Linked DNA regions of Homo sapiens: region 1 is linked to region 2. A link is a loop called in an ENCODE intact Hi-C map of the cell type or tissue named here. Cell type or tissue: K562. All regions are shown on one strand. Region 1 overlaps FGFR3 (fibroblast growth factor receptor 3). Region 2 overlaps NSD2 (nuclear receptor binding SET domain protein 2).

What was found. A loop is a pair of places that touch in the nucleus more often than their neighbours do. Peaks named below come from ENCODE experiments on the same cell type or tissue, not always from the same donor. Only the 100,000 strongest peaks of a DNase experiment are listed, where the experiment ranks them.
Region 1: it touches region 2 in a loop (5-fold over the local background); 9 of 110 quality-filtered maps call a loop at or near these places.

What each region holds. Positions count from the first base shown.
Region 1 is chr4:1,806,996-1,811,995 of GRCh38, reverse strand. FGFR3 (fibroblast growth factor receptor 3) reads right to left here. Exons shown (of 18, transcript NM_000142.5): 18 at 3,129-4,880. The coding sequence ends at 4,734. LETM1 (leucine zipper and EF-hand containing transmembrane protein 1) reads left to right here. Exons shown (of 14, transcript NM_012318.3): 14 at 1-517. Among named protein-coding and RNA genes, the nearest start is that of FGFR3, 16 kb to the right of the region's middle. In K562, CTCF peaks have their summits at 1,539 (motif pointing right) and 1,882 (motif pointing right); DNase peaks (open chromatin) are centred at 1,565 and 1,865.
Region 2 is chr4:1,908,443-1,913,442 of GRCh38, reverse strand. The region is part of intron 3 of NSD2 (nuclear receptor binding SET domain protein 2); the gene reads right to left. Among named protein-coding and RNA genes, the nearest start is that of NSD2, 40 kb to the right of the region's middle. In K562, CTCF peaks have their summits at 247 (motif pointing left) and 2,594; a DNase peak (open chromatin) is centred at 2,582.

The DNA of each region.
Region 1 (5,000 bases), 100 kb after region 2:
CGATCTCCTGACTTCGTGATCTACTCACCTCGGCCTCCCAAAGTGCTGGGATTACGGGCAAGTTTTTATTAGAGATGGGGTTTCATCATGTTGGTCAGGCTGGTCTTCAACTCCTGACCTCAGGTGATCCACCCGCCTCAGCCTCCCAAAGTGCTGGGATTACAGGCATGAGCCACCGCGCCCGGCCTGAACTCTCAGTTCTAACGCAGGGATTCAGGAATTGGGCTTTCAGACTCCTTCTGCAGTGTCACAGTCCAGACTTTTTTTAAATGAAGGACACCCCGCAGTGGCTCACAGTGGGTCCCAGGGCTAGCAGGAGCGTGCTGGGGAGCCGGCTCTGTCTTTGTTCGCAGTGGGTCCCGGTGCTGGCAGGAGTGTGCTGGTGAGCCGGCTCTGTCTTTGTAAATCCTTCAGGGGTCCTACGGCTGACTCCACCGGACAGCCCGTCCTGGGCCGTGTTAAGCACCTTTTGTAGAAATCGTATTTTTATTAAAACATCAAATCTGTGTTCCTGTAACAGTGCAGAGTAATAATATTTCTGAACCGTTGGGCACACAGGAGCGAGTGGAAGCCGGCAGAGCTGTCCACGTGGCTGCAGGGGCTGGGCCTTGGGGCGCGTGTGGCTGTGAGGCCAGTTCCAGAAGGAGCCTCACCATCCCTGGGGGTTTGAGTGCTGGGCCGCCCTCCATGGGTTCAGCCCTTGGCTTCACGCTTCCTGCTCTGCAGGATGGGCCTGCAGGGTCAGGAGACCCACGTCCCCAGGTCCTGTGACAGCGTGAGCTGCTCATGGAACAGTGTGGGACGTTCTCCAGGCCAGTGGCCCTGCCACCTGGTCATGCTCTCCCTGCTCTGGGGACCTCAGTGACTTCTTGGGAGTCCTGGGGTTAGGGGCTGGGACCCTCGCCGAGGTGTCACCCAGGAGGGCCAGCTCTTCTGAAAGACTCCTCAGGCCGCTGAGGGGAAAGAGCACCGAGTACTGCCCTAGGGAGTCCTGGATGAGGCAGGGCCTTCAGCCTGCAGTCCAGCCCACAGGCAGGGCCCAGACGCCCTGAGGGATGTGTGATGGCCTGGGGCCATGGAGAGCAGCCCCCAGCCCGGACCTCTGGGTGCCTACCTGCCTCAGCGTGGCCTGGCTGCAGGAGTGCGTGGATGGTTCCAGCGCCAGGATAGCAGTGTGGTGTCTTGGCTCCCGACCCTTCTCAGTGGACAGAAGCCATCCCTTAGGTGCTCTGCCCACACTGGGACCAGGCCCTGTGGGCACCTCACAGGCTTCTCTGCGGCCCTGGCTGCTGGTTTGTTCACACTGAGAGTCCTCCCTCGGGGCCTCCCTTGACCCCTAGGCCCTAATTAATCAGAGGAAATGATGGACCCACAGCTGGGGTGGGAGGTGCTCCCTCATGGGGACAGCAGCCCAAAGAGCTGTGAACAAACCAGGTGCCCTTGGTGACCCCAGGAGCCACCAGTTGTGTCCTGGAAGCTGGGCCTCCCATGAGACATGTCCCCCTCAGCCATCAGCAGACAGCAAGGGCGGGGACCCTGCCAGCCTAGAGCACACCCAACCACTAGAGGGCACCCTGATGGCGGAGGTTCAGTTGTGCTGACAGCTGGGGTCTCTCATGGGCTCACCTTATGGGACAGGGGGAGGCAGCCAGGGAGCCCCTGGTGGGGCAGCTTCAGGGACTGTGCCCTGCCATCTGGGGTCGCTAAGGAAGCACGCTGAGGAGGAGGGGGCTGGCCCACCAGCACCTTCATGGGCCACTGTTCTCCCGGTGGCCCAGCCCTTTGGTCCCCAGCACCCATTCAGGATCCCACTGTGCCCACCAGAGGTCCACCAGAGCCCTGACAGGAGAGGGGCCTTGGGTTTGTAGCAGGGACACTGCCCAGCCAGCGCTAGGGGGCGCTCCCGGCCCGCGCTTCGAGCCCCATGCTCTGCCTGCCTTGGTGTGGATGCTGGCACTGCCTGCCTGTTGGCCTGGTCCCCCCACTGCCCTGCAGGCCTCAGCCTTCAGGCCCATGTGGGCCTCCCCATCCTGCCACTGTCACCAGGCGTCCCATGGCCAGGCCTGCCTCTGGGGCCCAGCATAGGGTTTCTGGGCAAGTGGGGGCATTAGGGATGCAGAGTCCCTTGTAAGGCCACTTCCACCAGGCCTGCGCCCACACGTGCTTCCCTGAATGGGGTTGAGTTAAACCCTTGCCTGCCCAGGAAACGGGCCAGCAGTACCCCCTGACCTGAAAGGTGAGTTTGTAGCCAGAGCATTTTAGAAGCTAGAGTTCATGCAGCTCATGGTTGGGAAACCCTGCTCTTGAGCCAGCAGAGGGGAGGAGAGCAGAGGGAGGACGGCAGAGGGGACAGCAGAGGTAGGGAGAGCAGAGGGGATGGGGGGAGGAGAGCAGGAGGAGGACGACAGAGGTGGGGACAGCAGAGATGGGAAAAACGGGAGGACAAGAGAGGGAGGATAGCAGAAGGGAGGACAGCAAAGAGGGTGGTGGGGAGTCAGGAGAGACGGCACACCTCCTCCAGGAAGCCTTCCCAGACTTGCTCTCACCATGTTGTCCTCCCACCCTGCTAGGGCTATGAACTTGGGCAAGGGCCTGGTTCCATCTCTGGGTTCTCAGCACCTCATCTGCCCAAAGGTGCTTTATCACTGTAGGGGACCCTGATGGAGCCCAAGGCAGTGGGGGCACTGGTTGCCCGGCCTGGGAGGGCAGAGAGCTGATCTGGAGGAGAGTGACCGCCTGTGTAGCCCCCAGGGCCCCATGAGGGCTTTGCTTGCTTTTGGCTCCATAGAGGGATGCCCAGAAAGCTCCCCAGCTGACTGGGAAGGCGGATGCCAGGAGTGGGGTGATGAGAGAAGGTCTGCCTCAGAGCTAGTGAGAAAGGACCCTCCCCACCACCACCACCACCTCAGGAACCCACAAGCTGGGAGCAGCCAGGGCAGTGCACCCCCAGGCACCCTGCTCCCTTCCGCCAGGCCCCTCCCATAAACATTCCTTGCTCTTGGGGCTCCCAGCCCACCAGTGACTTTCGGTGCTGCTGCCAGCATCCATCCCGCGCAACTGGGACCACCTGGCAAAGTGACCCCTCCCTCCCCTATCCCAGAACTGGAGACAGAAAGCACAGGGCCAGGTTAGCAACCAGGTGTCTTTATTTTTCGGAAAGTTCGTCGCTGGGTTAACAAAATCGCACCTGCCGGTTTGGGTGACACCTCTGGCCACCATGCACTGGGCCCCAAGAAGAGACCACCCTGAGCCATGGCCCTGCAGGCAAGCAAGGGACAGCTGCCCAGACTCAGGGCCCAGTAACAGTACAGAACGAACCAACTGAATTCACGGCTTCCCTCCAAGCTTTGAAAGGTAGCAGTCCAGGCTATAAAACTCTAGAAGCATTGCGTAAGAAGTGTTAAGTCTACAACAAATACATCTTGTAAAAACTCAATAAATTATATATATAGATATATATAAACTTGTAACATCTAATAACATCGGAACCTGCACACAGGGCCGGCCCCTCCCTGGAAACCGTCTCCCTGCCTGGGACACACAGCAATTAGAAGAATTTGTATGAAAATACCAGCTTGCTTTGAAGTCCAAAAAATAAATCTCCTAAAGAAAAATCCTATAGAAATCTAATTCTCCTGAAAAAGGACAAAGGAAATAAAATATCTTCACTGGAATCACCTCCAACTATTAACAACCTTTTAGGCTTGGAGGGGATCCTCCAGCTCCGGGGCAGGCTGGACGTACATTCTTGGCCGTCCCTCTATCGGCGGGATAAACCTTCTCGGTTGTCAATAAGTTAAAAATTAAAACTCTCCGCCATGTGGCCAGCTAAATGCTGGAAGTGTTGGGGTGTGGGAACAAGAGTGCCAGGGGCCCATAAATAGCTTTACAAATATACAGGTCCAGTTTTAAAACAAAACTGCGGTGCCAGAAAAGGCCCTGGTCCTCTGCTTGCATGGGTGAGACCCCCTGGGGCCTCCCTCCACGCCCCCCCACGCCCCGCCCAGGGCCATGCCTGCCTCCTGTGCCCCCAGGGTCGCAGGCCTCCGTTGTACCAGCCTTTTCCTCTTCCATATATGTTATATATATATATGTATATATACCATATACACAGCATCTATTTATAGAAATGTACACTAGTTTCCGGAATAAACCTTTTGCATAAAAGGTAAAGGCTCCCATCTTCAGGTACCCGTAATTTCAGTCTCTGAGGGGCAGGGTGGGAAGTGGGAAAGCCTGGAGGTGGGGAGGCGGTGCCACTAACACCCCAGGCACAAGGTGCTGGACATGTGGGGCTTCCCTGCAGGCTCAGCTTTGGGTGTGGGAGGGGCCGAGGCCCACCCTGTGATGTCCCGTGGTGCAAAGGCAGAGGCCGGAGCCATGTCGGGCCCAGCTCCCTGCCCCACGGGGGTCCCACCGGGTGGGCCCACTTACATTCTGCACTGGGTCCCCCCAGAACAAAGGCCCCTCGGTGCTGCAGCACCAGTCAGGAGACCGTTGCACAGCAGCGGGGACACCCAGGGTACCTCTGCACCTGGAGGCAAGATGCGCACGCACACAGGCACACGCGGATGTGCACACACACACACACACACGCACACACACACACACAGACCAAAGCTCTGTGTAGCTGTCTCTCCATCTGCACTGAGTCTCATGCCGGGGAGTGGCTGTGCACCAGCAGCAGGGTGGGCTGCTAGGGACCCCTCACATTGTTGGGGACCAGTGGCCCTTCACGTCCGCGAGCCCCCACTGCTGGGTGGGGCCGGGGGCAGCAGGTCGTGGGCAAACACGGAGTCGTCCCCTGAGGAGCTGGAGCTGGGGGTGTCCTGGCCACCCGGGGAGTACTGCTCGAAAGGCGCCGACAGGTCCAGGTACTCCTGCTGGCGGGAGGCGGGGTGAGCGCTGTGCCACCGAGCCCCTCTTCGCACAGCCACCTCTGTGCCCAGGCTGTGCCCCAGAAGGCCCGCCCCACACCTCAGCACTCTGGGGGGCAGGAT
Region 2 (5,000 bases):
CAGGGAGACGGTTAGGCCTCTGGATGGCTGCGGGTGGGCTTGACTGATGTCAGGCCTTCCACAAGAGGTGGTGGAGCAGAGTCTTCTCTAACTCCCCCACGGAAAGGGAGACTCCCTTTCCTGGTTTGCAAAGTAACGGGTGCCTTCTCAGGCACTGGCGCTACCGCTAGACCAAGGTCGGCTAAGTAACAGGTGCCTTCCCAGGCACTGGCGTTACCGCTAGTCCAAGGAGCCCTCTAGTGGCCCTGTCTGGGCGTGACAGAGGGCTCACACTCGTCTTCTGGTCACTTCTCACCGTGTCCCTTCAGCTCCTATCTCTGTATGACCTGGTTTTTCCTAGGTTATAATTGTAGAACAGAGATTGTTATAATATTTGAATAAAGAGTAATGCTACAAACTAATGATTAATAATATTCATATATAATCATGTCTATATTCTATGTCTAATATAACTATTCTTATTTTAAGTATTTTCTTTATTATACTGGAACAGCCTGTGCCTTCAGTCTCTTGCCTTGGCACCTGGGTGGCTTGCTGCCCACATAGAACTACAGAAAACAATGTAAATAACTAGGGAAAGCAGCTTAAAGAAAGTCTAAGCTTACTGCAGTGCAAAAGGTTAAGAGTGCTAGCAAACCAGAATCAAGCAGGAAAAAGGAAGATTCTAGGAGAGAGCTCCAAGGGAAGAAAAGATGAGAGAAAACAACTTTTTTACAAAGAAAGAAAATCTAAGTAGTAAGGAAGGAGGGTTAAAAGATGAGTTCCAAGAAGCAGAAAGGGAAGATGGGACTCAAACCCAGGTTTTCATTTTTTTTTAAGGAGAAAAAATAACTATATAAATATATAAATAGGAGAAACTAACTTCATAATAAGGATGAGTTTTAAGGATGAGGAGATGAATACTTGAAAAAAATTAAGGCTGTATGGACAACATAGTGTATGATTTCAAAAGAAAGGCAGTAATTAATTCCAAGGGAAACAAAAGGTTTTACAAGAAAATGCAATTACAGAACATAACTTGGTTTTTCACTGAATGATATTTACATAGTCAAAATTATGTAAACACTTATTTTTCATTTATTACAAATAGTGACTTAATTATATGGGGAGAATGGGGGGAAAGAAATAGAAAATGGCTGAAGAGTTCAATCTTCATTTTCCATGATAGAAAGTTAACAGAAAATGTCTACATGAGAAATCAAAGTATTAGAAGTAGAAGAAAATGATGAAAGAGATAAAAATAATTACCTCTGGGGAGGAGAGAGGAAGGCAGGGGATGATTTTTCACTATTAATCTTTCAGTACAATTTGACTTGTTTTTAAGTGTTCAAACTTCTTTGATTTGAAAATACCTAAGATTCAAGGATATGTCAAGGGATTTGTGACTTCTTCCATTACTTTAAAACTTTGTAAGAACTTTTCTTAGTAATGAAAATGAATACAGGTATGTTATAGCATTTTTATAATAAAGAAAACCTGTAACAGCACACACAATATAAAATTAAACCATGTTTATAAATAATGACACAGATAAATGCTCCTTACATGTCAGGTGGGAAAAAAAGCAGAAGAGATTATTGTAATCTGATCCCAAGTTTGTAAAATAAATGAGTGTAACATTCTGAAGTTCTTTCCCATCTAGAAACCGGATAACATAACCGAATTTTCTACTATTTTTATGGGTTTCTTTAATCCATAGGAACTATCCTTTGGTCCAAGTTGAGAGGTGAATATCTCACTGTTTTTATTTTACCAATAATTAACCAGTTGTCCCAGTACTATGTTATTAGTAATCCTCCCTTCCTATGCAATTTCTTTCTTTCTTTTTTTTTTTCTTTTTTTTTTTTTTTTTTTTGAGATGGCGTCTCGCTCTGTCGCCCAGGCTGGAGTGCAGTACTGCGATCTCGGGTCACTGCAACCTCTGTCTCCTGGGCTCAAGCGATTCTCATGCCTCAGCCTTCCCAGGAGCTGGGATTACAGGCGCCTGGGACCACACCCAGCTAATTTTTGTACTGTTAGCAGAAACAGGGTTTCATCACGTTGGCCAGGCTGGTCTCGAACTCCTGACCTCAAGTCACCCACCTGCCTTGGCCTCCCAAAGTGCTGGGATTATAGGCATGAGCCACTGCACCTGGCCCTCTTCCTATGCAATTTCTGATGTTCATTAATCACCATCTGTATAAAAATGCAAGTCACTGACCTCCCCACCTACATCCCCTTCGAAGAGAACCTGGCTTCTACTAACAGTCCTGGTACCTAATTTTGTACTGTGTTCCTTTTTTCCCCATCACAGCCCATTAGACTACAGGTAGTTTGTGACTCTCTGGGCTCAACTAAGCCAGAGTTTCTCTCCAGATTTTGTGGAGCCTGTTAAGTTCCATGCATGCAAAATGAACCCCACCAAGAGACAAGGCTGCCTCAGAGATAAAGCTCCAGGGAGGGAAGAGAAGCCATAAAGATGCAGACAAGGCCAGGTGTCTGCGGAAGCCAAGAATGGAGCACAGGAGCAAAGTCACAACGACATGAGACCACAGAGCTCCCTGGGAAACAAAGGACAAGCATGACCATGCCTGAGTTTCCCAGTTCAGTCTCTGGAGGGCACCAGAGCCCCAAAATAGGTAAAGCAGAAACTGCCAGAACTACAAGTAGAAAAACAGCAAATCCACAATCCCATGGGAGATTTTAACACATCTCTCAGCAAGTAATAGAACAAGCAAGAAACAAATCAGTAGGAAGATAATACCATCAAACAGCACAAGACACGAGAAAGCCAGATTACCTGCAATATTTTTAGAAAATGCCAGAAGCATTTTTTTTCCTATATAAAGCAAGGAGGGTTAATTCCTAACATTCCCTTCCATAACACAGAAAAGGTGACAACAAAAATCTCCACAACAGAAAATTACTTGATTCCAGACCACAGTTACCTAAAGAGACCAGTGAGTGTAATATCTAAAACATATAGTTATCTTCTGTTTCCAACTTAAAAGGTTGAGCCTTGACCAGCCTGGCCAATATGGTGAAACCCCATCTCTAGCAAAAATACAAAATTAGTCGGGTGTGGTGACACATGCCTGTAGTGCCAGCTACTCGGGAGGCTGCGGCAGGAGAATCACTTGAACCTGGGAGACAGAGGTTGCAGTGAGCCGAGATTGTGACACTGCACTCCAGCCTGGGTGACAGAGAAAGACTGTCTCGAAAAAAAAAAAGGTTGAGCCTAAAAGCTGCTAGTCCACCTAGGTGCCCTGGTAGATACTAGCTAACACAGGTTCTGCTGCTGTAAATTACAACAATGCTATTAAGACTTTCATTAACTTAAGATTTCCAAAGGAAATTTTGATTTCCAAAAGAATCTAGATTGAGCTGTAGCTTATGAGTTATGTTCACTTTTGCATGTATATTATACCTCAGTTTTCAAAATTTAAGTATATTACTAAGATACACGGATTCAAACTGGTCCATAAATCCCAAGCATGATAAATAATTTTTTTTTTTTTTAACGGGTGCCGGGCGCGGTGACTCACGCCTGTAATCACAGCACTTTGGGAGGCCGAGTTGGGCGGATCACAAGGTCAGGAGGTTGAGACCAGCCTGGCCAACATGGTGAAACCCCAGCTCTACTAAAAATACAAAAATTAGCTGGGCATAGTGGTGTGCACCTGTAATCCCAGCTACTCGGGAGGCTGAGACAGGAGAATCGCTTGAACCTGGGAAATGGAGGTTGCAGTGAGCCGAGATCATACCACTGTACTCCAGCCTGGACGAGTGAGCAAGACTCCATCTCCAGGAAAAGAAAAAAAAAAAGGATAGGAATAGAGGATAGAAAAATATAAAAGTACTGGCTTCACAGGACCCATGCTCAGCCCACTCCACGGCAGGAGCTATCTCTTCTTCACATCCCTGTCCTTCCAAAACAACGACACTCACCACTCACTGTCTCATTCTCATCATGGGGTGCTGCAGGCCAAGTGTTGGAGAATCAAAAATGGACCCAAGAGCTCCACTTGGAGCAAGGGCTCAGCACTGCTTGGAGACCTACTGCACAGAGTTTCCCTTGCAAACTCTGTCTCCCAGAGCAATGAACACAACCAGCGACCAGACCTGGGCTCCTACATACTATTCTGTACTCAAAGAACCTAGGCCTTCTCTGAGAAACGGCTGATGCTAGGGTTGGGGGGGGTGGTGGGAAAAACAGTACAAGATGAGCCTGGAACATCTTGTTGTACCAGAACGTAAAGAGGTGCTCAAGGGCTGACGGGGACATGTCAAAGGCATACAACTTAAAGGAACTTAATAGAACTCCCACTGGTCAAATTTGGGACAATGTGAGGATTTAAGAAAATAAGAACTAAAATATATAACTCTTTTTTTTTTAGGGAGGAGCTCATTTTCATAGAAAAATGACAACTAAAATGTAGAAAGTGCAATAATAGCCAGTTACCATTTAACAAGTCCATGATGAATCATCAAGGACTGCTAAAGCCGTGGCTGCTGGGGACAGGTATGGTGGCTCACACTTGTAATCCCAACAATTTGGGAGGCCAAGGCAGGAAGAAGATGACCTGAGCCCAGGAGTTTGAGCCTGGAGTGAGCTATGATTGTGCCACTGTACTCTAGCCTGGACAGAGCAACAGAGCCAAGACCCTATCTCAAAACAACAACAACAAAAGCTACACTGTTGGGACAGACTACAAGCACAGCCCACAGGTCCCTCATTAGTGACAATGGGGACCTGTGCCTTTCCACAGAGAGCTCTGGTGGTCATCGCCTACCAGGGGTGGGTCAGCTGACACATAAGCTCCTCCTGATGTGGTCTGACTAGCACTCTGTCCTTCCCTCACTTCTCTTTGTTCTGCTCACTTCCTTTGACCCCTTTTCTTTTAAGATTATCTGAATCTCCTTTCAGTTGGAGGGTTATCTACCCAGGCTTGACTCCTTCTGAACTGCTTTTCAAATGTACAGTATCTTTTATACTCTAATGCCTTCACACACACAAAAAA